6 separate regions of the Mus musculus genome follow, and regions 1, 2, 4, 5 and 6 are each linked to region 3. The links are chromatin loops, found by intact Hi-C in ENCODE. Cell type or tissue: left cerebral cortex. All regions are shown on one strand.

What was found. Hi-C counts contacts between places; a loop is a spot of excess contacts. Peaks named below come from ENCODE experiments on the same cell type or tissue, not always from the same donor. Only the 100,000 strongest peaks of a DNase experiment are listed, where the experiment ranks them.
Region 1: it touches region 3 in a loop (5-fold over the local background); 14 of 42 quality-filtered maps call a loop at or near these places.
Region 2: a loop joins it to region 3, with 3 times the contacts of the local background. A loop is called at or near these places in 8 of 42 quality-filtered maps.
Region 4: it touches region 3 in a loop (2.1-fold over the local background); 16 of 42 quality-filtered maps call a loop at or near these places.
Region 5: a loop joins it to region 3, with 3 times the contacts of the local background. A loop is called at or near these places in 15 of 42 quality-filtered maps.
Region 6: it touches region 3 in a loop (4-fold over the local background); 20 of 42 quality-filtered maps call a loop at or near these places.

What each region holds. Positions count from the first base shown.
Region 1 is chr19:21,744,687-21,749,686 of GRCm38, forward strand. No RefSeq gene overlaps it. Among named protein-coding and RNA genes, the nearest start is that of Gm41818, 24 kb to the left of the region's middle. In left cerebral cortex, CTCF peaks have their summits at 826 and 2,916 (motif pointing left); a DNase peak (open chromatin) is centred at 2,909.
Region 2 is chr19:21,370,699-21,375,698 of GRCm38, forward strand. No RefSeq gene overlaps it. Among named protein-coding and RNA genes, the nearest start is that of Gda, 99 kb to the right of the region's middle. In left cerebral cortex, CTCF peaks have their summits at 854 (motif pointing left), 1,904, 2,825 (motif pointing right) and 3,024; DNase peaks (open chromatin) are centred at 1,883 and 2,814.
Region 3 is chr19:21,650,421-21,655,420 of GRCm38, forward strand. 1110059E24Rik (RIKEN cDNA 1110059E24 gene) reads right to left here and starts at 2,371. Exons shown (of 4, transcript NM_025423.2): 1 at 2,187-2,371. The coding sequence starts at 2,288. Abhd17b (abhydrolase domain containing 17B) reads left to right here and starts at 2,889. Exons shown (of 4, transcript NM_146096.3): 1 at 2,889-3,173. In left cerebral cortex, a CTCF peak has its summit at 2,884; DNase peaks (open chromatin) are centred at 2,104, 2,577 and 3,278; H3K4me3 peaks cover 3,679 bases; H3K27ac peaks cover 3,127 bases.
Region 4 is chr19:21,721,203-21,726,202 of GRCm38, forward strand. It overlaps Gm41818 (a long non-coding RNA gene), which reads left to right and starts at 2,393. Exons shown (of 3, transcript XR_003952858.1): 1 at 2,393-2,419. In left cerebral cortex, no CTCF peak of the experiment used is centred here; a DNase peak (open chromatin) is centred at 2,837; H3K27ac peaks cover 987 bases.
Region 5 is chr19:21,737,095-21,742,094 of GRCm38, forward strand. No RefSeq gene overlaps it. Among named protein-coding and RNA genes, the nearest start is that of Gm41818, 16 kb to the left of the region's middle. In left cerebral cortex, a CTCF peak has its summit at 2,643 (motif pointing right); a DNase peak (open chromatin) is centred at 1,485; H3K4me3 peaks cover 907 bases; H3K27ac peaks cover 1,334 bases.
Region 6 is chr19:21,568,780-21,573,779 of GRCm38, forward strand. No RefSeq gene overlaps it. Among named protein-coding and RNA genes, the nearest start is that of Gm38486, 25 kb to the right of the region's middle. In left cerebral cortex, a CTCF peak has its summit at 2,592 (motif pointing right); DNase peaks (open chromatin) are centred at 2,227 and 2,607.

The sequences.
Region 1 (5,000 bases), 94 kb after region 3:
GCTGTCTTCAGACACTCCAGAAGGCATCAGGTTTCGTTACGGATGGTTGTGAGCCACCATGTGGTTGCTGGGACTTGAACTCAGGATCTTCGGAAGAGCAATTAGCGCTCTTAACCATTGAGCCATCTTGCCAGCCCAACAATTTTAATCTTAAAAACAAAACAAAACAAACAAACAACAGAAAACCTGGCAGTGATGGGGTACAGGCCTTTCCTTCCAGCACTCAGGAAGAGTCAGGCAGATCTCCTCCCCCTTCTTCTCCCTCTCCCTCTACACCTCCCCTCTCTCTCCCCTCCCCTCCCTCTCCCTCTACCCCTCCCCTCCCTCTCCCTCTACCCCTCCCCCCCTCTCTCCCTTCCCCTCTCCCCCCTCCCCCTCCCCTCTCCCCTCCCCCTCCCCTTCCTCTCCCTCTGCCCCTTCCCCTCACCCCCCCTCTGGTGTAACTGTTCTACCAGAGTGAGGTGCTCATGACTTTCTTGTCTTTGAATTACCTATGATGACACTGGACAAGATAACCTATGCAGGACACTACAAACTTAAAATAATGTTTTCTAAATTTGGTTTTCTTGGTATGTTTGCAAAGTGACTTTTAAATTTTTTACTAGTGTATACTAGTCGTACAAAATAATAGGTTTCATTATAACATTTTCCTGAATATATACAACATTTTTTAATATTCATCTCCCTTATTTTTTTAAAAAAAACTCATTTATTATTATATGTAAGTACACTGTAGCTGTCTTCAGATGCACCAGAAGAGGGCATCAGATCTCATTACAGATGGTTGTGAGCCACCATGTGGTTGCTGGAATTTGAACTCAGGACCTTTGGAAGAGCAGTCTGTGCTCTTATCCGCTGAGCCATCTCTCTAGCCCTTAATTTCCCTTATTACCAACAAAAGTAACTTTTACAAAATTACATGAGCCATATTTCTGAATTTTTAAGTGTATCTGTTTGCTTATAGGTGATTCTGCTAGGCTCCTCCCAGGGACCTGGCAACAGCTTATGCCATCATCTGCTGACATTACCCGCTGCTGCCAGGTATGGACAGCATATAAAAGAACTGCTTGCCATCTGGTTCCCTCTCTCTATTCTCATGTGTTCCTGCCCCCCCTCACTTCTGCCCTTCCCTGTTCCCCCTTCTCTGTTCCCATTGCTCCGCTCCCATCTGTCTGCCTCTACTCCTTCTCCTTCTCTAGGCCCTAACTGCCCTCCTTGTCTCTAGTAAACCTCCATTATACTAGGTCAGTTGCTTGGTGTGATTTCTCAGGGGGCATCTTGGCATGGGCCCACCAGGTACCCTCTCCTGCTGCCCCCCAATACCATCATATGTCATAATAATATTAATTAGAGAAAAAGTGTTTGCAACTAAAACACATCATTTGATATAATATTGTCTACATTGAAAGTTTCTACGTATGAATTAAATGGGAAAAGCAAAGAATAGAAAGGTTCAAATTTGGTGTCAAACTGTAACTGCCCAGGCTGACCTGAAGTCTAGGATCCTCCTGCCTTAGCCTCTTCAGGCTCCTCATGGGGTCATAACGTTGGGTTTTGTGCCTAACACAGGCGAAGTAAGCACTTGCTCTGTCACTGGTCTTAAATAATCATATTTTTGTTTTGATATTGTGGCTATTCTTGAGTTAAGACAGACTTTACTCTAACGTCAGTGTAATAGCTAAAGGTCTAGCTCAAGGCCACATGTCATGACAGACAAGGTGGGCTGGGTTAATGGATCTGGATTCTGATGCCAGCTTAGCAGTCAATCAGACCATCTCAATACTCCACCCTCACAGGGTCTTGGTCCTCTGGGAAAAAACGAAGCAGTTGTCAGTGCCTTCCAGGTCAAGGGGTGTCTGATTCTATTTCTGATTTTCTGTAATGCAGTCAAGGCAGAGAATGTCAAATCTGGCTAATAATTTGCTGTTGACAGGGCTAACAAAGAGAGAGGCAAACACCGTTTTGAAAAGTGTCTCTTTACAGCTGTAGTTCCCTTCCTCCTCCTCCTCCCCCTCCCCCTCCTCCTCCCCCTCCCCCCTCCTTCTTCTTCTTCTTGATAGTGTGAGATATTGATGTCATTTCTTTATTTTTCATTTTAAAAAGATTTTTTAAAATAATTTTGGTTATGCAATATGTGTGACTATGGGGTGTGTGTGCTCGTGCGGGCATGTTCCACCAGAGAACACTAGATGCCCTGGAGTTACAGTGGGTTGTAAGCAGTTTGGGGGTATGCTGGAACCCTAACTTGGATCCTCTGCAAGAGCAGCCAATGTCCTTAACTACTGAGCTCTCTACCCAGCCCATCGTTACTTATTCTGTAAGTATCTAGAATAGTCTTTCTCTATTTTCCCTTTCCAAGAACTACCTTTTGTGGAGAGAGAAAATGGAAAATATATATATGAATAACTCTTACATTGAACATGTGTAATAAATGCCAAGGATGAATGAGATCCTCCTTAGGAGATGGAGGAAGAGGTCTGTGAAACCAGCCTGGGCTATATGGAGAGGCTCTGCTCCAAGAAAAACCAAAACCCAAATCTAAGATTCCAAATTCAACGTGATTTTGTTTATACAAAGTGATGGTAGAGTTGGTCTAGCAGAAGAGAAACAGAACGACCTTATTTCTGCTAACATGTCCCTCACTCATCATTGGACATTGATAGAAATGTCCCCAAACGGCCATTAACTATAATTACAGTCTGGGTTCTCATTTGGACCAAGGGTGTACTCAGGCCCTCTTAGACTGATGTTGAGAGATGTCTTACAAAATCTTGACGTTCCACAGAATTGTGTAGGAACAGGCCAAGTAGCTTTGATCTCCACACACTGCCTGCATTCACATTCATTTCAGAGACAGCCAAGAGGTAAGATGCTAATGAACTTTAGCTGCTGGCCCTGTGTGCACAGGGCGCCCTCTGCTGGTAGAGTGGAGCAATTCCTAGGAAAAATAGCTGCTAGCTGAGCATTCACTAAATCATATCCTTATAGTAGCAAATATTTTCCTGATAGCTTTTATTTGTCTGTTTCCTATACTAGTTACTTGAATCATAGGTAGAAAATAGTAAGCCGAGCAGTGGTGGCGCACGCCTTTAATCCCAGCACTCTGGAGGCAGAGGCAGATGGATTTCTGAGTTCAAGACCAGCCTGGTCTACAGAGTGAGTTCCAGGACAGCCAGGGTTACAGAGAGAAACCCTGTCTGGAAAAAAACAAAACAAAACAAAAAATAGTATACATTAATCTACAGTTTAATGATGCAAGTTTGCATGGCAATATGAGATACAATAATTCCCTTCTGGGAATTTAATATGTGATGAATAAAGTTTAATCATTTATGAAGTTTAACAATAATCATAAAACACTTTTCAAAAGAATTCTCCTAGTGTGTTGATGATGCAAAACTCATGACATCCAAGATATTTTATTGGAAATGAACCCAAGTCATTAAATAAACCTACTACTTTGTGTTTAGCTAAGTAGCATTAAATGAGCTCCCAAACGCTTACCAGATAGCACATCTCTTAACCCTCATCCAAGAAACTTATTTTTTGTGGTAGATGATGATGAGTACAGAGCTCACAACTGGTCAGTGTGCAGACAGTAGTTGACTTTGGAGTGCTCTGCCTCAAGGAGACAGCTGTAGTACATGCTTGGCTCCCAGTGCTAAGGGATCATCCAGGAAGAGGGGACAAAAGATTGCAAGATCCAGGGGCAGCAGATGGCTAGAGCCAATCAGTGATTTCTGGACCTGGGGGAGTCACACTGGCTGTAACTGCACGTACAAGGTGCAGCTAGACGAATTCTCTGCATGGATAGGGAGGTGGTTAGGCAATCCCACAACCAACCCAGGAGCCAGGCAACTGATGGATGTTGTGAGAAGCAGAGATAGTTATCTGCTGAGAAGTGGTCCCTGAGAGGCTATCCACGCTCCAGCAGATGGTCCTACACCCAATCACCAACAGGCAAAACTAAGTGGACTTAGTGGGGGAAAAACAAAAACAAGAAACTGTGAGGGAATAGTTGGGGTAGGAAGGGACAGGAAAGATATTGAAGGGGAGGGGACGAGGGGAAAGGAGGGATTATGTCAAAATGCTATATGCTCATATGACATTCTCAGTGAAAAAGGCATATTTGTAACAGAAAAGTGCCAAAGAACGTAGACAACTGTGCTCTTATGTATTCATAACCTTCCCTGAGGCTTGAACTTGGCTTTTGTTTTTTTAACCTTGATCTGTTTCTTTGAAGATGTGTCACACAAGCGTTGGCTTCCTGGCCTGGAACTCACTACACAGCTCTGGGAGAGCTACAGTTTATACTTCTCCTGCCTCCTGAGGGATGGATGGGGTTGTACCACAGCTGATTTTGACTAAAAATCGTGAATATCTGATGTGCAGCATCTTCTTATTTAATACTTACAATTTTTAAATAGCAACTAACACACGTTATTTGACAGTGTAGCTCAGGTTTTTTTTTTCTCTCTCTCTCTTTCCTTCTTTTCTTTTTTTGAGATGGGGTTTCTCTGTGTATCCCTGGCTATCCTGGGAATTCACTTTGTAGACCAAGCTGCCTTGGAACTTAGCGATCTGCCTGAGTCTGCCTCCTGAGTGTTGAAATTAAAGGTATGTGCTACCTCACCTGGCTCAGAGTTTTCATTTTATATGTTTCTGTCTGTCTGTCTGTCTGTGTATCTATCTATCTATCTATCTATCTATCTATCTATCTATCTATCTATCTATCTATCTATCTATCTATCCATCCATCCATCCATCCATCCAACCATCCATCCATCCATCCATCCATCCATCCATCCATCCATCCATCCATCTATCTATCTATCTATCTATCTATCTATCTATCTATCTATCTATCTTTAAAAAACTATTATTTTTATTTTATGTGCATTGGTGTTTTGCCTGCATGTATATCTGTAGGAGGATGTCAGATCCTCTGTAACTGGAGTTATAGACAGTTGTAAGCTGACATGGGTGTTAGGAATTGAACC
Region 2 (5,000 bases), 280 kb before region 3:
ATAATAGTGTATTTGTCAAACTTTTCTCTCATTGGGCAGAAAAACACCAAACCCATGAATTAGAAATGTGGAACCATTTTTATTGACCTACTGATACAGTAATGTAAAGAAAGCAAAGCAATTGACATTGTTTTCAATTATTGTCACAGCAAGATGCCTCTGAAATTCGGATAATTGGATTGAGCGACACTGGCGATGAGTCTTCGAATGTGGGTAGATGTGGTCATGCACACTAAAATTTGCAGAAACAAATCAATTTCACACGCTTTGCTCAGTCTCTGAGACCAGCACTGCTGCTAGCCCAGTTAAAGGCTATGTTCAGATGCGCTCTCATTTACATTTTTGCCTCTAGAATACTTTCCAGTTCTGTCTTGTTGTCAGCATTATTTGGTACTGTGCATATGTCAGTCACTGATTAGGTGGGTGGACATTCATTGCATTACTAGATGAAAGATTTGAGTCGGAAGATGACGATAAATCACACTTGACCTAGAAAAGTAAACATCAAGCTTTCAAATGCAGTCTGCTTAGCCTGGGCAAAAGATGTTTCTCTTCACCCCGATATTGCTTTCCCCAAGAACACCATCGCCGTGGCGTTATGGGACACGACTTTGCATTCTCTCCACTGCTGATTGTGCATGGGTGACTGTATAAAGAGATGCTTTATTAGTACTAACAGGATATTAATTATTCATCTCTTGTTGCTAAGCAATAGTTTATCTGTGATCATAAAGGTAAATCTGTGGGACTGGAGAGACAGTTCAACGGCTAAAAGCACTTTTGAAGCCACACCAGGTAACTCACAACTGCCTCTAACTCCAATTCCAAGGGATCTAGCGCCCTCTTCTGGCCTCTATGGGTACCTGCACTCATGTGCACATACTTAAGATAGAGATGTAACTAAAATTAATTCTTAAACAAACAAAAACCTCAAAACAAACAAACAAAAAAGTGTGTCAGTGTTAAAATGCAAAGAAGTCCTGTAATTTTGGATCAGTTTGAGCTCAGGTCATAGCCACTCAGTGCCTTCAAAGAGCAAGGAAAAAATAGAAAGTAAAACCTAAAACCTGCCAGATGATACTAAGGGAGATACTAAGGTCCTGCGGAGGGAGGAGGTTTGGGCTCACTGCACAGAGAAGTTGGCTTGGTTGCCTTGGGTCAGATCTGGTTCCCTAGTCACTAGACAAGCAGAATATAGTTTTCCAAACTACGTATCCATTAAGAATAGTAGCAGACACAGAGAGAAGTGGTATGAGGATTAGATAGAGTTCATAGCATCAAGTCGTGAGTAAGACAAGACTGATGGCTGCCCACCCAGAAGAAATACGGTACTACTGAAGATGCCGTTGGAACCAGGAGAAAGAGTAGCTTCCCCTGAACACAGCCTGGGCTGGGGCACACTAGGCTGCTGGGTAGAACAAAGATTGCCAGGCCCCTAGAACTGTTGGTCTAATCAAAGGGTGTGGGAGACAAAAATCGAGGCAAGAGTGTGGCTTCGCAGCATCTGAGACCCTTGGCCACATGACTGTCACTTTAATGAAGAGGCAGAGAAAGCACGCAGCACACAACTGTGGAGAAAGCTTTACCACGTGCACCTAGTGATAGACAAGGCAGTGGTTCTCAACCTTCCCATGGTTTCAAATCGGACATCCTGTATAGCAGATGCTTACGTTGTGATTCGTAACAGTTCAGTAGCAAAATTACAGTTATGAAGTAGTAGTTATGAACCAATTTTATGGTTGGGGGTCAGCTCAGCCTGTGGAACTGTACTAAAGGGTCGAAGCACTAGGAAGGTTGAGAACCACTGCTCTAGAGGGAATTCCGGAGCCTTGTGAGAGCACCCCAATGTGCCTTCCACCTCGGAGCCCTCTGTCTGGAGTCCTCTACTGATGAAACTTGGTATTACTAGCTGTCAGAGGAAGGTTCTGTCAAGGGCTCCACCATATGGTCACAGACCCCATGAAACAGGGGCGCTTTTGAAGCAGAGAGACAGGAAGTCAATAATCCCACCATGCTGTTCGTAAGGATCTCTCATTTCGATTATCTATTAGATGGGAGAGAACTGTCTCAAAATGGAGTATCTTGTAAACAGCGACTTTCCCATGAGCCTGTAGGCTGATGGAGTTCAGCTGTGTGTAATGTGATGTCACTCCGAGGACTGAGTGTAGATGCTCTTCTGGGCTAGTTCAGTGCATGGTGTCTTGCAGATGACTAGAGGGCTGTGTAGTGAAATGCTCTCGCCCTCCCCACTCCCCGCCGCCACCTCTCTCCCCGCCCCTCCTTCTCTACCCTGTCTCACTTCCTTCAACACTTTTGCTTACTCTCCATGCAATACTAGTACTTATTCATCTCTATGGACCTTCTCATCTGGGCCGTCTACGCAGCCTCTTCAATAATAAGCCTTTCCGTATAGACTTCTTAAATCATGGTTTATACCGTCCAGAAGCACAAAAGCAGACGCTTCCAGGTGTTCTCAAAGGCCTACACCCAGAATCAGCACATTACTCTCGCTGAACTCTAACGGCTGAAGTGAGCCCCAGGTGTAGCCCAGATTTAGTGTGTTAAAGGACTGCAGAGCAGGCATGCACAGGGGAGCCAGGTTAGGTTGGATGCCGTCTTTGAATGTCGAGCTTAGCCATCTGTTTCCTATAAAATGGAATCAATGTTGCCAGACTCACAATCATCACCATTTTCAAATAATAACCACCTAGTAGCAACATTTTTATAAAGATTAAAAAAGACTTGAGGAACGCCTCCCCACCCCACCCACTCTGGGCTCTTGGGAGTTTTTGAAAACATTGTTTCATGTGCGTCTATTCATATCTTGGCCACTAGGTGGCATACTGGTCAAACATTATCTTCACCTCCACTGAAGGCTGCTGAAAATTGCCACGTTTACAACTTGAAGCAAACATCAGTTCCCTTCACTTTCAAATAGTATTTTTTTCCTTAGCCTCTGGTTCACATAGAATACTTCCTTCAAGCTAGCAAATTCTCTTCTAACAATTTATGTTTCTCTATAGTGAAATGAGTTAGATAAAATGAGTTTCCCATCAGTGGAGGTGTGCAAGTAGAAGCTAGACAACCATTTGGCAAATTGCTAACAGAAATATTTTAACTCTATTTCCATGGCTATTTTCTGTAAATAGGGGAACTACCTTTTTTCAGACTGCGCATCCCCATTGTCTCCATCTGCTTTTGTGCTGATGTCACGGAGCTGAGTAGCTGGCCGGGGACCCTCTGAGGTTCTCCCACATTCTCTACAGAACCCAAAGTATGAACTCTCTTTACAGAGAAAGTTTGCAGGACTCCGAGCTAACCTGCAAACCTAGAACCAACTCTTGCTAATTGCCCTATTAATGCCCCTTATTTGCTTTGGCCTAGCATCCAACCCAGTTGTTTAACTTCTGTTGTCTGAGACCTTGATCTTCCTTTCCCGCGTTAACTTTTGGGACGATTCAACACGCTTCGGATTTATAGACGCAGCGTCCACGTGCTGGCCACTGCTGTTGCCCCAGTGCCGGTTTTATTTTTTAATTTAAATATATACATATATTTCAAGAAGCAATACATAAGACAATACAAAGTTTAGATACTTACAAATGTAAAAGAGAAGGCTGTGAAACATCCATTGAATTCTCAGTTCCTGCAGAGTAACCTGCTTCAGTAGATTACAAGCAGCTCCACAGGGCCGGTTGTCTGTGCCTGTGCCTGTGCTTGCAGGCCATTTCAATACAGTGTAAAAGCAATTACAAGAATATTTTTGTGTTTGCATATAGAATAAAGTCTCCAGAGCTAAACTGTAGAGTCAGAGGACATGAGTACCTTTCATTTTTTGAAAACTGTTACATTCTCCTTCTCAGTTTATTCCCCTCCATGTCTTAGTAGTGACAAACAAGGGCAGTTATTTCATGCAAATGTGATGTGGGGTGTGTGTGGTGGGGGTGCTGGGGACTGAGCCCTTAGCTTCATACATACTACACAGTGTTTGATTACTGTGGTATATTGTATTGGGATTGAGACCGGAGACAAAGAGCAGAGGTGCATATTTAACATGCCAAAGGGGACCTGTCCTCCAGGTTCTCCCAGCATCCCTCAGTCCCTACCTTGCAACCTTCACCCTCTACCCTGAACTTTCTAGGCCCAAGGGTTAGGCTTCCCCTCCCCCAAGAGTCTCTTTCATAAATAATCCAGACATTTTAGCGATCTCTCTCTCTCTTTCTCTCTTTCTCCCCTCCCCTTTCCCCCTCTCCCTCTCCCTTCTCTCCCCTCTTTCTTCTCCCTTCTCTTCCCTCTCCCCCCTCTCCTTTCTCTCCTCTCCCTTCTGTCCTCTCTCTTTTCTGTCCCCTCTCCCCTTTCATCTCTTCCATCTCTCCCCTCTTGCTTTGTCCCCTCTCCCCTCTCCCTTATGTCCCTTCTCCCCTCTTCCCTCTCCCCCTTTCTCTTCTCTCCCTTCTCTCCCCTCTCCCTTCTGTCCCCTTTCCCCCCTCCCCTTTGTCCTCTCACCCCTCTCCCTCTCTCCCCTCTGCCCTCTCACCCTTTTCCCCTCTCACCCCTCTCCCTTGTCTCCCTCTCCCTTCTGCCCTTACCCCTTCCTCCCTCCCCCGCCCTTCCTCTCCTCCTTCTCTCTCCCCTCTATCTCCCCTCTCCTCTTTCTCTCTCCTCTCTCTTTCTCCTCCTCGTCCCCTCTGTCTCTATCCTCATGGAGACTTCCTTGGTCTTGTCCTTGGGACCAGTGAGCAGAGAGTGGGTTTCCCAATAAACCTGCCTTTCTGTATACTCTAATCTGGCTTGAATTGGGTCATGTCACCAACAGAGAAATAATTCATTATATTGAAAGGCCACATATAAGATTGATATTTTATGGGTTTGAAGAACTATAACCACAGTGGCGCCTGTTATTAGCAAAGATGAACAGCATTTCTTACAAAGAGTTCACCGCGTTTCTTCTGCGAATGCACGGCTCCTATCCTTTGACTGATTTTTAAAGGATAATTTAA
Region 3 (5,000 bases):
TCTCCCTGGGTCCAGTTCAGCGAACCAATGAATTACAATTTCTTACCAAAAAATGGGCTATTTCCAGGAACAAGGACAAATGCTGTATGGCTACCCCACTGAAGAAAATGACTGTATCAACATCCATCCATCAACCATAGATAGCTTACGCATACACTTGAGGGGAGATGATGCCTTTTAAGGTCCTACCTACTCCATGACAGACCATTACTAGGCCCAATCTTATGCAGGTGTCTCACAGGTAATCACAGGTGCCAAGGGTTCAACAGGTCACTAACCATGGCATGACCAGATGACAATGTTCCACACCACCAGTTGTGTTTCATTACATACCATCTCCTCTCCAGAAAGGAAGCGAAGACCACAAAGGCAGGCCTCTTTTCAGTAAGCTCAGAAAGTGGCAGGTTACAGAGTTTGGTATGCACCACTTGACTGTTAGGTAGTCCTCCTATCAAGCTGGAAGGTCCTGCGTATGCTAACCCTGTTGGCCATTGGGAAGACTAGAGCAAGCTTCTTTCCTCTTTCCTCAAAAATATATTCAAATGAGAGAAAAGAACCACTTTATTTACATAAGCATCCTAACAAAACATCTATTGTAGCTAGGCATGGTCAGAAGACTGAGGCAGGAGAATTACTCCAAGTATAGCCTAGTCTACATAGTGAGACCCTGTCTCAAAAGATTAAAACCAGGTAGAGGTGAAGTGGGGAGAGGGGAACGTTCTCTAACTCTCCATTTTTATCTGTCCAGTCTTAAATTTAAAAACTGTCTTTAGAATAGAGAGCTGAGACAACCTGGGGCCCCAGTTTCCTTCCTCTGGGGAAAGGTCTAATTAGTGTATCTCACAATTATATTTAAGTATGGTCTAGTCTTACTTTCAAGGCTCTCCACAGATTTTAAGATGGCTACAGAGCAGTGGGAGGAAATTATACTTTACTATTCCCACTGCTGTTCGGGCCAAATTGTGGATTAATCCATTTTCTTTACCAACTTCTCTCCATAATATTTTTCTAAAATACAGGAAAAGCAGGTTTATGGACGAGTGTCTGCTAATGTGGTCTGAGGGCCCTGCTTAAACTATTTTTTTTTATTCTTCACTGAACTGCCTTTCCCTTTAGCAACTTCTATTGAAATTTGTAATTACAGATCCATCTGCTGACTGACTGTCCATATTACTCAGACAATTACAAGCTCCGTAAAGGCAGAATCAATAGTTTTGAACACTGTCTACCAGGGGTCTAGAACCCTGCACGTGAAAGGTATTTATTAAATATCTGAGAAACAATGAAAGAGAAAGACAGAGTACAAGTTACTATGGATTGCCTTTTTAATGTTTTAAACGTAATCACCTGCTGACCACCTGTTATGTCCCAGACTAGTTACTCTTCTGTTAGCTTCCGAATAATCCTATCAGATTTCTTATCTGAGGCTAAAGGTCACAGAAATTACTAAATTACTTCAAGGAACAAACTTAGGAAATTTGAGCTCTTGTTTCTGTAAATATTAACTTTATCTGATGTAAGCTGGCCTCCAGGACGACTAAAGGCCTTTATCCGCTCCCCATTCAGTTATGGGGAAGGGGATCGCTATTCACAGAATCACTAGTCATACATATCTCAAGTAACAAACAGTCTGAGTTTTCTTCCACTTTACACAGGTCCTGCTAAGTTAATTGTATAGACAGCAAGCAACCATTTTTACACAAGCCAAAACGTTTGCTCCAACACAAAACTGAAATAACATCTTGTTGATAAGGACAGTGACGCTAAGATCGTACTCCCTACAAACTTATGGGTTTGGGAGTTCTCGGAAAAACAGTCGCTGCAAAGAGACACTCGGACGAGTGCCTTCATTTCATTTTCTTATTGCGGGGGCGTGATCCAGGTGGGAGCATCCAAGGCGTCAATCGCCCCATCGGTACCTTAGGTTGGATGAATTTAAGCTGCCCTATCCAGTCTCGGCGCCACTACTGAGATGTGCTGACCATCAGATAGATTCACGGAACAGAGCCAAGCCAAAGAAAGGGCGTGGGAAGAATATTTGAGACACGATTGCACTGCAGCCAAGACTAACTGGGCTGCAGTCCACGCTCGCCAACTCCTCTCCTTTCCTCTCTCTGTCCCCTTTCCTCTCTCTGTCACTTTTTTTTCCCCTGGGATGGCAGTCAGAACAACAGGCAAGGGCCTACCTTGGTCTGAACACTCTTATCAAACTTGTCATTTTTGAAGGTGAACGTATTCTGGTGCTTCTGAGGCCGGGACCGAGTCACGTTGCCTTTCTGGGAACTCATCACCAAAATCTCAAGCACTGTAAATCGGTGCAGCCTTTAAGTTACAGGAAAGAGTAAAGACGTTCCCGCCCCAGATTGAGACTAAGGACAGTGACCCGGAAGAAGTTCTTCTACTCTTTCCGTCCCAGCCCCAGGTCGGCCCACGTGACTCATTAGGGAGGTCACGCTCGGCTCTGCCTTGCCGCACATCCTCGACTACCGGCTTCACGGAAAGCCTTCCTCGGACCCAAGGTGCAAGTCCGGCTTTCTTCGAATCTAGAACTCCCCCATTGGCTCGAACGCGGCTGTCCATCACGGCGGAGGGACGGAGATTCCCCGTTCCTATTGGCTCTTCTTTTCCGCAATCCCCGCCTCCTGCCGAACGCTCCCAACCTGTCTCCCGGCTCCGTAGCGTAGCGACTCCGCTGCGCAGTTTGTGATTGGTGGAAGGTGGGCGAGGCCGGTGCCCTGATCGCCTGCAGCCCGGAGCCCGGGTCAGCTTCGGCGCCCTCCTCCAGTCACTGAGCAGCTCGAACCGGGCCGCTCGCCCCCCCGCCCCCCGCCGCCCTCCCAGCTCCCGCCCGCCGCGGCCGCGCGCTCCGCCGCCTGGCGGCCTTCGGAGGTGCCAAGGAAGGCGGGCTGCGGAGAAGGCAGCACCGGCCCTGCGCTGCGGACGGCGACCACGGCCGCGCGGGACCTCGGGCCGGAGAGCCCCGGCGGCGGCCGCCCCTCGCGGCGGAGCCGTTAGTCAGCAGAACGCGAACGCGCGTGGAGGGGCCCCACGAAGCGCGCCCGGGCACCGCAGCTCTCTTTCGCGTCCTCGCCGGGCCGGGCCGCGGGCGCAGAGTCGGCGGGCGGCGCCCCGCGGAGGACAGCGCGTTGGCGGCCGCGGCCGCCCAGCTGCAGGTGCGTGGGGCTGGGCTGCTGGGCCGTCGGGGGGTCGCCGCTCTGAGCTGGGGACCAGGCCGGGTGGCTTCGGAGCGGAGCTACCGAGCGGAGAGCCGTGCGTCCCGGGCCTCCTCGCCCGCAGGGAGGACCGCAAGATGGGGTCGGGCCGCCGCTCCCCTCCCTGGATCTGGGCCACTTCGGGCCCTCGCTCTCGGCTCGGTGTCCGGGTCCCGCCAGCCTCGATTTTAGATGGAGTCCGCCCGGAGCTTGAGCTGGGTATCCCGCTCCGCTTGTCGCGGGAGCTGCTTTCCATGGCTTGAACTTGTATCATCTCTGATTGAGAACTCAAGGAGGGAGAGGTTGGATTTGAATTGAAAGTTGGAGAGTTCTGTTTGAAATTGTATTTAATATTAAACCAGGAAAGTTGTGTCAAATTATAGTGTGTGGAGGACGTTCGGAGAGTTTAACCTCCCTCCGCTTCTGTTGAAAGAAAGAAAGAAAGAAAGAAAGAAAGAAAGAAAGAAAGAAAGAAAGAAAGAAAGAAAGAAAGAGAGAGAGAGAAAGAAGAAAACGTTCAGAGCCTTAATCTTGGTGATTTTTCTGTCAAAAGCAGGATATTTAGTTTCATCAGTGCTGCTCTGATTTAAGGCAATGTGAAGCAGATTTGGTAAGGATTAGAATAACGGGGCCCCGCGGAAAGGGTGACCTTTAATTTTTTTCTGATAGTTTATGAAAGGTATTCCATTCCTTGTGCAGTATATACTGCTTGATCCCTAGGATTTACATTTTTCAAACCTTCAGCGTATAAAGAGAATTTTGGACATCTTGGGGCAGTACCTAAAACTACTAAGTCTTGAGTAGAATTAATTAGGTGCGGTTTGTGATTGACATATTTGTTTACATTAACGGGGATTTTCAATCAACACTTATTTTAGAGAATGTGTGTCCATATACTTGGCGCATGGATTCAGTTGGGTAATAAATCTACTCGTAGCCAATGCAGTATTTTGAATATCACCATTGTTATCGGTGCCGGTGTCTTACCAATGGAAAACGGAGAAGGCGAAGGTGTTGGAAGTTGAAAATGGATACAATATCTGCTATGCCTTCGTTACTGTTTCAGATCTTGGAGGAAATTAGTAGCGCCTTCACCGTATTTTGACCTCTCTCTCTTCTCCTACTCTAGTATTAATAAGGTTAATTGGCAAGGATAGGATTAGATTTTCAGTAGGCTAGGAAGCTTTAAATTTGTCCCTTGGTGTACAATACACTGGTTAATAAGTGGTTTGTTTACTTGAGTACCATCGCTCATTTTGCATTGTGATAAAACGACAGCTGAAAAAGCAGGCTCTTGCCCACCCCAACGCATAGACTTACCGTAAAGTACTGGGACAAGATAATGTTTTAGTAGCTTAATAAACTCAGTAGTCCACAGTCTATCACTGAATTGATCTACAACCCCAGGCATGCGGTTCTTGGCTGAATCCGTGTCCACATTCATAATCCAGAACTATTAAAATGTGCCACTTGTTGCTCTTGCAGAGGACCTCTGTTCCCTTCGTAGGACCCACATGGTGGTTCATAACCATTGCTAACTCCTGTTCCAGGGCACCTGACACCCTCATTCATCTGATCTCCATGGACACCAGGTCTGGTGCATATAATATGCATGGAGACAAAACATTCATACATATAAAACAAAATCTAAATCTCTCATTTAAAATTGTCCCACCGGCTGAGTTTTTAGAGGTGCTTATTAATTGATAAACGTGTTTGCGTGTGTCAGTATTGGTGTGTAGCAGTGTCCACAAGGAAATTTAGGTTTCCTGACTTTGTTGGTTTATT
Region 4 (5,000 bases), 71 kb after region 3:
GGCTTCCACTGAAGCACAAAACCAGAAGAATATTGCCTTACTGCTGGGTGGAGTAAGTTCAAGCCTCCAACCCCAGGCTTCTGCCAAATGGGTGCTGGGGAAATCTAGTTACAACTAGATTATCATATAGTATAGTGTAGTATAGTATAGCACAGTACAGCACATTACCTTAGGGTTTCTATTGCTGTGATAAAACACCATGACCAAAAGCAGGTTGGAGAAGAAAGAGTTTACTTTATTTCTACAAGTCTCAGGTATACTCCATCATTGAGGGAAGTCAGAGCAGAAACTTGAGGCAGGAGCTAAGACTGTCTTCTGCCGCAAACCCTCTGGGTCTCTTTGTCTGCGTGGAATGGGTCTCTGGTCGCAGGTGGGCAAAGAGTCGGCGAATGACAGACAGACCAACACTCGAGATTGTGTTGAATCTGAATGTATGTCACAAAGTGAACACCGGTCTTATATAGTACAGAAAATACAAGGGGTCGGGAGTCACAGCAGGCAAAGTACATTGAAGTTACCTGATACAAAACAAAGGAGTGACTACAAAGGGACTTACAGGAACCAGGTAATATTTACAGTAAAGATAAAACAGTCCTGCCTAGGGTCAGCTTAATGACAGGTAAGGATTTCACACCCTAGTGCTATTCCTTTGAGCCTTGTGAAGGCTAGCACCAGGGGGTTCTGCTCTTAGCAGACCTTCTCATGAATAATGCAATACCACAACCCCCCTATTTTCTAGGCCTTGCTAAATTCTTATATGAGTCTAACTTTTAAGTATATGGAGAATCTCCATTTGTCAGAAGAATTCACCAACTTGCTTCTAATATGCAATGTAGCCTGTACTGAAGATTTCTATCTCAGTGGGATTCCCTGGCTCTTTCATGGTAAACACTCTGCAGACCAGCTTTGAGCTGCTTTGGCTTAATTAGTTACTGAATAGGTAACTTCCTTACTGCATTCTTACAGGATTCTAAGCTTGTCGGCTTCTGGAACCTTGGAACACTGGCAAAGGCTCTGGCTATGTCAGAATTCAATCTTAAAAGGCACTTATAATAAGATAATACTAAAAGAGAGCACGTGGATCCATACACTAGACTAACGCGGGGATAGAATGTGAGTATACAGGTTAATGAAAACGCCAAAGCTCCAGGAGGTGAGTTCCTTTTGAAACTCTTTGCCTCGTGAGTGCTTCCAGGCTTCTCAGCCTGTCAAGCAGACTTCACTGGAGTGTGCGTGGCAACCGTCCATGAAGGAATGTTGCTTACTGGCCTGCTCTTCATGGTTTGCTTAGCCTGCTGCCTTGTACAACCAAGGATCAGCTGTCTGCCCAGAAGTAGAACCACCCACAATGGGCTGTGCCCTTCCTTCAAGAAAACACCTGATTGACACACCTACAGGCAATGTGGGTAGAGGCCTTTTCTCAATTGAGGTTCTTCTTCCCACATACCTCTAGCATATCAAGTTGGCCAAAAATCAGCAACAAGCAGGGCATTTATATAGTTAGCTCTTACTGGCTTCCCATCCTGTCCCCTCTGGTACCACCTGCATTGGGAACAGCACCCAATCATGCTGAGAGAATGTAGAAGATCTGGCTCCTTACCCATTAGCACCTGGAGGAGAAGTTGCAGGAGGCTCATTTCTGCCAAGTGCCTATAAGAATCCTGCCTCCCCACTGGGTCTTCCCTAGTTCCATGGACTGAGATGGAGGAAGAGAATTTTGGGGGCAGCTGGGTAAGAAGATAGGCGTAGGCTCTTCACTCAGTTTTACTGATGGGAGTAGTGAGTGGTAGGTTCCTGCCATGACACTTAGCTCTAGTAGAGTGATTCCAACTAAGCTGTTCTGCAAGGTGATCTTTTTCCTTGTCCTGCAGCTAGGAAGAACTGGCTTTTCTTAGGGTTGTTTGTCTGCATGGGTTAGCATTCTTGCACCTCCTGCTTCCTCGCACCCTGTTTAAATTTTATGAAGCAAAAAAGGTGCAGAGGTGGAGACTACCATCTTCCTTCTGTCAAACTCATCTTTTCTCTAGCACCATTTTACATGAAATAACCAGGAGATGTGGGAAGATGTCTAGCTACGCCCTTGTGTCATAGAGCCTGAAGTCCAGTCTGATTCCCATGATTTAACCATCCCTTTTCTTTCTTTTCTTTGCCTCCCACCCACAACCCCGTGCAACATTTTTGTCCTCTCTGCTGTGGCATCACAAAGTGGCCAATCCTGGAGCGCTACCCTCAGGTTCGGACCATCAAGAGTGGGTAAAAGAAACTGGGCGTGGTGGCGCATGCCTTTAATCCCAGCACTCGGGGAGGCGGAGGCGGAGGCGGAGGCGGAGGCGGAGGCGGAGGCGGAGGCGGAGGCGGAGGCGGAGGCGGAGGCGGAGGCGGGCAGATTTCTGAGTTCCAGGTCAGCCTGGTCTACAAAGTGAGTTCCAGGACAGCCAGGGCTACACAGAAAAACCCTGACTCGAAAAACAAAACAAAACAAAAGATTGGGTAAAAGATTCTAACCTAGTTCTCCATCATGAAGCCTTCATCAGCTTACAGGGGATGTTTGAATCTGACACTTTTACCCCTTGCAATCGAATGCGGGGTGAGGGTAACAGAAAAAACGCCTGTCACTTCTGCATTTTTCAAATGTCCTCTTCGAAGGAAGAGCAACACAGGCACTCTTAAGCCTGTAAATCTCTTCTTCTGGCACGGGGTTCCAATGGCAATCGGGAGTGCCACTTAAAGGGGAGCAGTTTGTGCATTGCACAAAGGCATCCAGCCAATGGGACAAAAGGGGCCTAAGATTCAGCTTGGCCTCTGCTTGCCAAGTCATGTACCCGCAGGACTGCATCACCCGGAGGGGGTGCCTCTTTCAAATGTGCACAAAGCCTCCCTAGAAGGGATCAGCTGGCTCCTGATCCTAACAATAGCAGCATTGCAGTGACTCAATGGAAACATTCTCTTGGATTCCATAAACTCACTATGCTTGAATATTCAATTGATACTCATACATAATTTATGCCATCGTGTCAAAATCATTTGTTTTTGGAGTCCTCAAGCCTAGGAAAGTGAGCCCCAAAGCATCAGAGGAAGAACACATTGCACACTGTAGCCACAATCAAAATGGCTTTTTAAAGGGATTTCTTATTCTCCTGGGATGACACCTTCCCATCTATGAAGCCTGTTGGATTATCAGCAACCGGGTAGATGCCAAGAGCTTTCTGATTCATTTCAGTTTTCTCCTCAGTGGCATCCTCTTTACTCTACTGACCTGTTACAATTCAGTAAGTCCTTACAGGGCAAGTGAAAAATCTCTTTCATGTGGGGAAGTCTGTCAGCATCACTGAGGAAGTATGGGTACTTCAGCTTCAAACACTAGTTAAATATTTGTGTGACGACATCAAACTCACCGCATAATAGGCTGCCATTCGATCCTCAAAAAGCAAAAAACAAAACAAAACAAAACAAAACAAAAAAATGGGGGCTGAGGTGTCACCTAGCAGCAGAATACATGTTTAGCCTTGACAAGATTTTATACCCAGCACCTGGATAAGAGGGCCAAGTTCTGGTCCACACACTGCTATAGGCCACAAGACCTTGACTTTGAAAGACACTTTCCCAGGGGCTTTGTTTTGATGTCTGAAAACAAAGAAACTAAATAAAGTGTAGCATTAATTAATTAAATGCTTAGAATCTCGAGTCTCCGTGTCAAATAGTTTTTGGATTAGACTTTGGCAGTTTCAGATCTTCAGGCCCAGCAGTTTCTAACTTATAAATGAAGAAAGCAGTGTTCAAATTAAGTAATTTATCTACAATCTCAAGGCCAACCTATAGGTTATCTCATCCTTTTCCCAGATCTATTTAATAGGAAAGCCCATGGTTCTCCAGTGAAACCCCTCTCTCTTCTCAGAAAGCCTATGGAGAAAAAGCCTCCCTTATTGCAAAGATGAACACATGACTACCTCAACCGGAACATGAAATGCAGGTACCAGAACTGAGGTTTGGCTCAGTGGCAGCCAGTGCTGCTGAGACTCCAGGTACGGTCTGTAGAACTGGGAAAGAGAACAAGGGGAAACCATGTGTTCCTTAGAGCCCAGTGTCTTAAGCTGTGGGCCATGACTCCATATGGGGTTGTGTAACTGAATGCAGAGCTTGCAAAAACTTTGGCAATGGTGAAGGACTTTGCATTGTGCAACTAAAACTGAAGCCAAAAACAGATATGTAATGAATTTGGGATATGTCTGGCAATGCTTGCCCAGGTTATGTCACATGATCTTGCTGGAGCCTTTATCTGAGCATACACATGTGTTTTGCATTGTACATGTTAGATTTGAGATGATTATATATTATGAATAGCAGCATTTCTACTGTACTTACAGTTGCCCCCTCTTATAGAAACATAACGGCTTAATTATACAAAATAAAAGTACTTGATGAAGGATGGACCATGTAGAGACTGCCATATCCAGGGATCCACCCCATAATCAGCATCCAAACGCTGACACCATTGCATACACTAGCAAGATTTTATCGAAAGGACCCAGATGTAGCTGTCTCTTGTGAGACTATGCCGGGGCCTAGCAAACACAGAAGTGGATGCTCACAGTCAGCTAATGGATGGATCACAGGGCTCCCAATGGAGGAGCTAGAGAAAGTACCCAAGGAGCTAAAGGGAACTGCAACCCTATAGGTGGAACAACATTATGAACTAACCAGTACCCCGGAGCTCTTGTCTCTAGCTGCATATGTATCAAAAGATGGCCTAGTCGGCCATCACTGGAAAGAGAGGCCCATTGGACACGCAAACTTTATATGCCCCAGTACAGGGGAACGCCAGGGCCAAAAAGGGGGAGTGGGTGGGTAGGGGAGTGGGGGTGGGTGGGTATGGGGGACTTTTGGTATAGCATTGGAAATGTAAATGAGCTAAATACCTAATAAAAAATGGAAAAAAAAAAAGTACTTGATCCTTTCCCATGACAGACACTCAGCATGTATAAGGTTAGTTTGACTTTGGG
Region 5 (5,000 bases), 87 kb after region 3:
TTTCCTATCACTCTGGGCTATAAATTTTGTAACTTTAAAAAAAAATCCTTGGAGAGGAAAAAATGATGTTATCAGCAGAAAGGCATAGTCACTTTGAAATATCACTGGCAAGCTCCACATGATTCCTAGTCTGATGAAGGTGGCTTAAAATCTGCCCATAGAGAGCAAAAATGGACTGGGGCCATGCCTCCCGGTCTTTCTAGTTCAACTTTGTTCCCTGGGCCTAAGAAGGAACTTGATTCATGATTGGAGATCAAACATTTAGTGAGTGAGTAAGCGAATGAGACCAGTATGGTTGTTTTAGGGAATGCCAGATCCCCAGTTTACTCGAACAGATAGAAAAGAAGACCGTAGGTAGATTCTTGAGCCCTCAGATTTGCCCAAATGTCAGCACAGGATGCACCCGTTTAATACTCAGCAACGACTCCGGACTAGAGGTCTGTGAGCACCACAAGCTGTTCCCAGAACCGAGGGCGGTGAAGATGCTATCCGGTCCCCCTGTGTCTCTCTCTGCTGCAGCAGCGGTTTTACGTCTGTGGCTTTACTGGAATAAAGGATCGTGTTAAGGATGGCTGTCCTCTCATCTGCTTTTTATCAACACAGGACAGTTTCCTGTATTTGTCAGTGATGCGGAAATGACCCAGCTGACGTTAGCACTTGCGAGTGACTCAAAGTTACACTGTATTTGCCTGCCCGCCCCCCCCGCCCCCCCCGCCCCGCGTGCTCTAATTTTGTGTTTTAAATGATCGCCAGTTACTTTCTTCTTTTTTCCTTTTTTAAGATTTATTTCTTAATTTTAAGTTTGCATATGTAGGTGCCCATGAGGAGTTCGGCAGGGCGCATAGGATCCTCTGGAGTTGGAGTCACAGGCTGTTGTGAACTGCCTGATGTGGGTACGGGGAACTGAACTTGGTTCCTCTGAAAGAGGATGCATTCTTGGTAGCTGAGTCATCTCTCTGGCCTGAAGCACTTACTTTTTAAAAGACCTACTTTATTTTCTGTCTGAGCTCATGGTCGTTTGCGTTGGTAGCCAAGGCCAGATAATCTTGATCTATTGTGTGTCTCCGGTTTTCCAAAGACTTTTTTCCCTTCTATTGTTAGAGTCAGGGAAACTGGCAAACGATGGTGTTGGGCCAGAGGAGGGAGAACGAAGCCTTAAATCACCGAAATGTGGTGCGCCCTGTACGCACTTCAGTACGAACTGAAAGGAAGACTGCAAATAGGATTGGTTCCTTTGGGCTAGTACTGAATTGGGAGTGAGTGATGCAGATAGAGCCATGGGCTGAAATCATTTTCTACTTCAGCCCCGCTCGGTCTGCAGGGAATCGTGGAGTCAGGAGTTAGCTGCAGGGTGTTGGGAGTAGGCCAGCATCTACATCTGTTCTCAACTGTAAGTGGACTGGAAAAACACTTTGAGGGAAAGCCAGTGAGGAGCGCACAGAATCCCTGCTCCCAGAAAGGCCGGGAAAGAGGAGCTGATTCATCATAAAGATGCTGAATTTAGAGGCAGGTTTTTATGCAAATAAAGCGTGGATGAGTCTTCTTCTGTTTGTCAAGAGTCAGTCTGGTTCCTGACAGTCTAAGGGTCAGAACTGATAGGATGAGTCAGCCATATTGACAGCGTGGGCCCTTGTGTCTAAGTATAAGCCCTGCGCTTGGAGGAGGAGGCTGGGGGAAGGAAAACCAGCCTGGCAGAGGTTGCGAGAGCTTGTCTAAAACACAGAAAACAAGGTAGCCGGGTAGGATTGAAGCCTCATACTTCCCACTATTTCCGAGGAATCTGGGGCTCAACTCGAGTACTTTGGCACTCGCTTACTAGACTCTGGACACGTTTTAGTGAATTTCATGCAGGATTTCTTGTCTCGGAATATATGGCCGGCTGTAGGGACACTATGTAACGATTTCTCGCTTTTGATATTAAGAGCGTCTCAATCCGAGAAATGTCATGGCTAGCATGAGTTGGAATAAGCGTTACTTAAAGGAAGTAGTTTGGCAACACATGGGCCTGGGTTCAAATTCCAACTCTTGTCATTTCCTGGCTGTATGAGATCAGGCAAGCTGCCCTCTGACCGCCAGTGGCTTCACCTGAGATGGGAATCATAATGTATGACTAACCAGGCTATTGGGAGGACTGGCTGTCTCCCTAGCCACCTAAAAACAACCAGAAAAACATCCGCAACCTTGTTCTCTCCTTTGTTCCATTTCTCCGTATCATCGTTATTATTTTTACTTATGTTTTTTAACAAGTTTGTTTTGTTTTGTTTGCGAAACTGGGAATTTAACTCAGAACTTTGTGTAAGCACTCTACCTCAGTCTATTTAGCCCCCTTTTCACTTTTTATTTTGCAACAGAGTTTCTCTATATTATCCAGCTAGTCTTGAACTTAGTTTGTAGCCCAGGCTGTCCTGGAATCATGACCTTCCTCCCTAAGTCTCCTTAAAAGCTATTCTTATAAGCCCACACTGCCAAGTCTTTATTTGTTATTGACACAAATAATGATATTTATTTATTCATTATAACTTGATACATGTATTCACATAGAAATGATCCATGCAGGCTAATTAGCATATCTGTTGCTGTAAACATGTTTCCTTTCTTTCTTTTAAAGAATTATTTATTTATTTTATGTATGTGAGTGCACTGTTGCTGTCTTCAGACACACCAGAAGAGGGCATCAGATCTCATGACAGATGGTTGTGAGCCACCTGTAGTTGCTGGGAATTGAACTCAGGACATCTGAAAGAGCAGTCAGTGCTCTTAACTGCTGGCCTCTATTTTTCATTTCTTCATGCTAACAACTGTCAAAAATCTTTGTAGTTAATTTTTTTATACAAATTTTTTTTGATACAGGATTTTTTCTTTCTTCCTTTTTTCCCTTCCTTCCTTCCTTCCTTCCTTCCTTCCTCCCTCCCTCCCTCCCTCCCTTCCCTTCTTTTTTTTTTTTTTTTTTTGTTTTTTTTTTGAGTCAGTGTTTGTCTGTGTATCCCTGACAGTCCTGGAACTCAATCTGTAGACCGTGCTGGCCCCAAACTCAGAGATCTGCTTGACTCTGCCTCCTAAGTGCTAGGATTAATGGCATGGACCAAAACTACCCAGTGAGACAAGGTTTTTCTAAGTAGCTCTGACTAGCCTGGACCTCACTGTATAAACCAGGCCAGTCTCAAAACCATGATGCTCCACCTGCCTCTGCTTCTGGGATGCTAGGATTAAACACATACACCACTACCCCTGGATACTTTTACTTTGAAATATCTGTATGCATACCAACCATAGTCATCCACTAAACTAAACACCACACCTTTTTTCTACACGGTGCATGATGACCCATATCTACCCATCCCCCTTGCCCTTCCCTGCCTAGTCTTTGTTACCCACTACTGATGCCTCTGGCAACCTCCATGAGATCAGCGGCCTTAGATTCCTCACGTGTGAGACCACACAGTACCTGTCGTTTTGTGTTCCCTCTGTTTTCTTGCTACCTGCCAGGCACTGTTGCACATCCAGTTTTAATTTCTAAAAAAGATGTTTTGTGTCATTGGAATGAATGAAACACATATGGCTTGTCTAAACTTATAACTGTTTTCTTCCAACTAGTTAAAAGTGACAAGAGAAGCTAAGGGTAACGGAACAGGCGGGGCTGCCTCTATTTGAAGGGGCAAAGACTGAGTTTCCTGGCTCACTCCTGGGTTGGGTGAGCTGTGGCAAGGGTCAGCTGGGCTGTTTAGCCAAATGCCAAGGTCATCATGGAAAGACTGTCTGAAATGGCAGTTGGGTGTTTATAAGCAACAACTAAAGTAGTCAAGGTAAATTTATAATTTATAAATGGCAGAAACAATTTCCAAATCATTTGCAAAATATTTTTATTTTGGTTTTCAGAAAAGTGTGTTTTCTATTAACCAAAAGTATGAATACAAAGAGAATTGGTATAAGTAACATGGAGAAGGGTGAGGAGGGAGAGGAGGAGGATGGGGGGGGGGTTATTATGGGTCCTTGCACACTATCCAACCTCTGTGAGTTATGATATTTTATGAAAAGTAAGATGATTTAAATTAAAGATTATGCCCAAGGTGCCTTCCAAATCTAACATTTTAGCATCCTGTACTTTGTCTAAGCTGGCATCTTAATATCTCCTTTATTAAAATAAATACCAATAACATACTAAGAGGTGACCTGGAGTACTTCAGGTATTTTCTCTCTACAGGAGCACCTGGGAAGAGGGGGCTCTTATTCGTCCTATTTTAAATACAAAGACACTTTAGGTAAGACGACTTAAGTCATTTTTAAAGACCAACCTGTCAAGACATAGTGTGCCGACTCACTGGACTAATGCTTTTAACCAAACCTATATGTCTCCCAGAGGAAACCCTTGCTGCCCACTACTGTAAGGTGGGACGCTTCTCTACCAACAGAGAAAAACCAAACCTGGGTGTCCAAGCATCCTCTGAAATAAGTGGTATAGAGGATCATTGTACCTATTAGAGCCGTGGGTTTCAACGCTGCTAAGGCTGCAATCCTTTAATACAGTTCCCCATGTTGCGGTGACCCCAAGCCACAAAATTATTTTTATTGCTTCTTCACAACAGTAATTTTGCTACTGTTATGAATTATAATCTAAGTATCTGTGTTGGCTGGTGGTCTTCGGCAACCCCCCGTGAAAGGGCAGTTCAACCCTCACAAGTCTCTTGGATCTTAGGTTGAGAACCACTGGATTAGAAGCGCCACGGTTCTGTTAGGAGCCACAGTGGTTTCTTTAACTGGCTCCTTCTCGCCACTGAGTACATTTTTTATTAACTGAAATGTTTCCTGTATATTTTCATTATAAATTTCTGCCTGTGTTGTCTTCACAGACTAGAAGCAGCTCCATAGCTCATTTACGTACTCCGTACCCCACTCTCAATTCTATCGAAGCAATAACTTAAGATCAGAAGGGGCCCCAGGCGCGAGCTCTCAGCACAAAGCTTCATTTGCTTCTTGAACATTGGACATTTCCCGACAGCATT
Region 6 (5,000 bases), 82 kb before region 3:
GGAGGAAAAAGAGGAAGAAGGCGAAAAGAAGAAGAAGGTGGCAGTACCCTGGAGGACAGAAAGAAGTGACTTGATGTGTAGGTCAAAGAAAGTGAGTGGAAGCCATGTGGAATGTCAAGTTTTGAGCAAGGAAAAAAACAAAGGATGGCATTAACTGAACCCAAGATTACAACAGTGACACAGCAGCCCTGGAGACAGCTGGACAGTGACACAGCAGCCCTGGAGACAGCTGTGGAAATGCTTGCTCCCCGCCCCCACCCCCACCCCTGTAGGAAGGTACATTTTGTCATTAACCTGGTTTCTAGCTGTACGTGCACTGTGATAACAAAAAGCAGGTTCATTTGTAATTGGCCTTGCTATGTTGCTTGGTATTGCTACAGACAAGGTAGCTCCTCCCTGTCTGCATCTAGGCAAGGACATATAATTTCATGGACTGCTAGATTGGAGCTATTCTCTGGTGTGTTGTTACCAACAGACTCAGGCCCACCTTCTGATGCTGCTGGTGCTTGGCACATCCAGAAAGACCTGGGAACTGGTTCTGCCTCTGTGAGTGGAACAGCCTGGCCTATAAAGTATGTTGCAGGAAAGCCAGAGCTACACAGAGAAACCATGTCTTTAAAATTAATTAATTAATTAATTAATTAATTAAAAGATCAGTTTACTCACATACTTTATTCTTTCTCTCTCTCTCTCTTTCTCTCTCTCTCTCTCTCTCGTGTGTGTGTGTGTGTGTGTGTGTGTGTGTGTGTGTGTGTGTGAGAGAGAGAGAGAGAGAGAGAGAGAGAGAGAGAGAGAGAGAGATTACTTGAGTTTTTGCTAAAGTCTCACTCATTTTCAGGCTCTGGGGACAGTGTTAGTGGCACAAACCAAAAGGATTGACTTTCCCTCCTATGGTCATAGACTTACACTCTGGGACAGCCTGGGCTGGGTTCCTTCTTTTACAGAACCTATGCCAGGGCGTCTTGATCAGAGTTAGTCCTCCTAAGGGCAAGGATGGGGGTCTGTGGATGTGGCTTCTGCTCATTGGTTCCCTCCAGTCTCCCTAGCTTCAGGGCCTGTGCTTTCTTCATTTTGCCCAGGACAGACTCTTCCATCAAATCTTCCCAATGCAAAATAGTTCTTTTTAGGTTTATTTGGTTTTGGGATTTTGGTTTTTCAAGACAGGGGTTCTCTATGTGACCCTGGAAGTCCTGGAACTTGCTCCGTAGACCAGGCTGGTCTCAAACTCACAGAAATCTTCCTGTCTTTGCCTCCCGAGTGGTGGGATTAAAGAAAATAATTTTTAAAGATCAAGGACCTGTCAACCTTATTCATGCCCTATATTTTTCTGCTCCTAGAGAAAAGCCTAACTGGCAGGACATCAGTGTATTTGTATTCGCTGACTAGCACATCAATTCTAATTTCCAGTACATGGTAGTGCATGTATGTAATGCCAGGACAACTGAGATATACGTTAAATCTGGACTGTGTAGTAAGATCTTGTTTTAAAAAGAATAACAAAACGTCAGTCTAGATTTCTATGGTCTATTTATATTAATAATTTTTGAGTTTGAACATTTTGAATATCTGTACTTAGTCTATTACCCATGTAGACTTAAATTAAGACAATTGACCTTAAGGGTAGAGCAAACCTGGGTTTTAGTACTAGCTTTGAAATCTCTCACTCTACTTCCTAAGCAAATTATTTAAGCCCTGTTTCCATCCATTTCATTACATTTGATAATAACAATAATAATATCTTCCTCATAAACTGATTTTAAAATTAAGGCGATGTGGTATGTGTTAAGTCCTCAACCAACACAACACAAATATATATAATATAAATATATATATATATATATGTACATATATTTTTTTCTTGTACTCATCCCCAAAACAGTGAGACTCAGTGAATTCATCAGATGGGGTTTAGACAGGCTAGAGATAGACATGAGGTATTCCCTATTGACCTTGGGCATAAGGCATTTCACATTGAGAGGAACTGGGTGAAGGAAGCCGGTTGAGCCATTCCAGAAATGCCTAGCGCATGCAGACTACGGGCTGAATTAGTCCATGTATTCGTTTGAAAGTATTTTTCACACCTCTCACCAAGAACAGTGTGCTAAGGCAGGATCAAAGGGAATCAATGGTGGCTCCTGCCCTGCAGGGGCTGCTTCCAGCAAAGAGCACAGTTGTCAGAGGCCTATACCGGCTCCTGCTGTTGCCCTGGCAGCATAAACACAGAAGAAAGCAAGCAGCATTTCTCCACGTGGGAGGCAAGTAAGAGCTGAATACGAGAACAGGATCCTGTTGCAGAGGTTTGAGACAAGGCTCAATGGAGGTCCCTTGCAAGATTTTGAATACGGAAGTGAACCAAGTACCAGAAATGGAAACGATAAACAGATCAGCAAATACTCATTTATTTTTTAATACACCCATACTCACCCATCTTCAAACTGGCACCATCCTTTATAGTTAAATCAATCCCGGGCCTCTGAAGCTGCCTGCAGTCGTCACTTTGTATGGAGAGAGGCAGTAAGATTTGCAAACCCTGCTGCCTCTCTGCCTCTAGACTGCTTGGGTTGATGCAACTACTTCTGGCGGCTGTGGTCATGCGACCTCCAGGGGGCGCGATTTCCCTTAGTTCTGGTGGAACTGTGGTTCTCAAGCCAACATGAGAATTTTGTTAACTCAGTGTCGCTGGGTCCCATTCCCACAGTTCCTGGTACAGTAGGTCCGTAGGGTGGACCAAAGAATGTGCACTAGTAATGTGTCCCCAGGGTGTACTGCCTGTGCTGATCCACAAGAACCTAAGACCCTTCTTTAAAAATAGGTAAAATGGCTAGAATTTTGAAAGGGAGCCTTTCTATAAAGTCCACAAGAGAAAGGAAAAACAAAGAGTGAAATTTAAAAATTAGGTTGGGGGATGGGGGCGCAGTTCCCTGGGAGAAAGGCAGTTCTCTGGGACAAAGCATGCCGGGTACAGGAGAGGCCCTGGGCTCAATTCCTACACCATATCAAGCAAAGACAACAGACAGAGCTAAGCCAAGCAACCATGCAACTTATATGTTGTGGCCGTGAGTCCTGGATGCTAGCTGGTCTTTTCCAGTTCCCATCTTCAGGGTAGCTGTCTACATACTTTGATTATCGGAAGAGGTTTTAGCACGGCCGTGCCAGGAAAAGGTCAATGGAAACACAGTGCGGAATACAAGAACGGCACAATCCGAACGAGCAATGTAGTCGTAAAATAGAAGGACACTTTTATTTCCTTAACAGACCCTTCTTTATGTCATGTCTGCCTCCAGTCCCAAGAGCAGAGTTTTGCTTTGTACCTTGAGAATGCCTAAGGAATATCAAAAGTAAAACTGAATTCCAACACTCAGCACCCCCTGGTTGGGAGCACAGCCCACCATACCGACATTACTCATCTGTTCCCAGCTGGCTATATTTATCCTGTGAACTTTGAATCGCATGTTATTTTTAACATAACTACAGCTTTCCCGATAGCACCCAGTCTAATAAATACAGATGTCTTCTGTATTTAACCTCTGGACTGTGTCTTCCTTGGACGAAGTGTCTTGTCAAAGAGGATGAAAAAGCTCTTAGAAATCGGTGCTCAATGGCCAGAATGGTGTTTATATCAACACCAGGGCTTGGCACAACTGTTGGTCATTCTTGAAAGAAAAAAATCTGCACAAGAGGCCTCCCTTAAAGAAAGTTAATCTCTAGTTACCGTATGTATCATCTCTCGGCTACTTGAGAGCTACTAAATGCCCATGCATAGCCCCCCGCTTCTTATTTAGTTTCTGTTGTTCTCTGCCCTCGAGGAGGGGAGACCAGAAAAAGCTCCTTTATATCCCAAACACCCAAGGGCCCTAGATTACTGCAAGAACAGTAGGAGGCGAGGAAGATGGGGAGAAGATGGCCGTGTCCAGACCCACTTGAAGCTCCTCCGTGAACATCAGTTTAGATCCCGATACACAGAAGATGGAGGCTAGATGGAGAGCAACAGAGCAAGAGGGATTCAAACAAGTTCTGGTAGCTGCGGATCCACACCCCACTCTCTTCTCTGCCGGATACATCTCAGACAACAGCGTTTTACCTGTCACTCAACCTAACGAGGAGGTGTGAGAAAGAAGCCAGAGCTGAAGCAATCCTGAAAGGAATAAGCAACACAGTTCTATGGAGTGTGAGAACTGGAGCAAATGGGGTGGGGGTTGGGGGGAAGGGACGACGGAAAGGGGAAGAGAGAGAAACTTTCTCAGGATAAGCTGTTCTTGTCACCAGTCTACATTCACCCGTGTGCGTGCACACATTCATCATGATGGTGGATAATTCTTTCGCAGGTGCAACGCCATGCGTTTTATTCTCCCCGGGTGACTAATGAACTAAAGTAATTTTGTTTTTCTTCTTAAAATTTTGTTTTCATTTTTAAGTAGAATATAGTTCTATCATTTCCTCTTCCCTTTTCTCCATCCCAGCCTGTGTACCCCTCTCTGATCTTTTTCAAATCCATGGTCTCTGTTTTCATTAATTTTGTTTTACACACACACACACTTTTTGTTTGTTTGCTTGCTTGCTTTTTTGAGACAGGATTTCTCTGTGTAGCCCTGGCTGTCCTGGAACTCACTCTGTAGACCAGGTTGGCTTTAAACTCAGTGATTCGCCCACCTCTGCCTCCCCACTTCTTGGATTAAAGGTGTGCACCCCGCCCCTCCAGCTACTGACATATATCTTCATCAAAACAACCTGTTCAGTATGCACCAGACATGCATGTGGTACACAGACATACATGGAGGCAAAATACCCATACACCTAAAATGAATGCTAAACATATGTTAAGGAGCTAGTATCTTGCTTGACAGACATGAAATGAAGGGACTTAAGAATTTCAAACTGACAGTTGATGGGTGAAAAAAAAAAAAAAAAAAAAAAAAGCCAAGTGCCACTGCCACCTGACTCAGACAAATTTCTTTTAATACTCTTACTTCCTGTTATTTTCCTGACGTGGAAACTTCTAG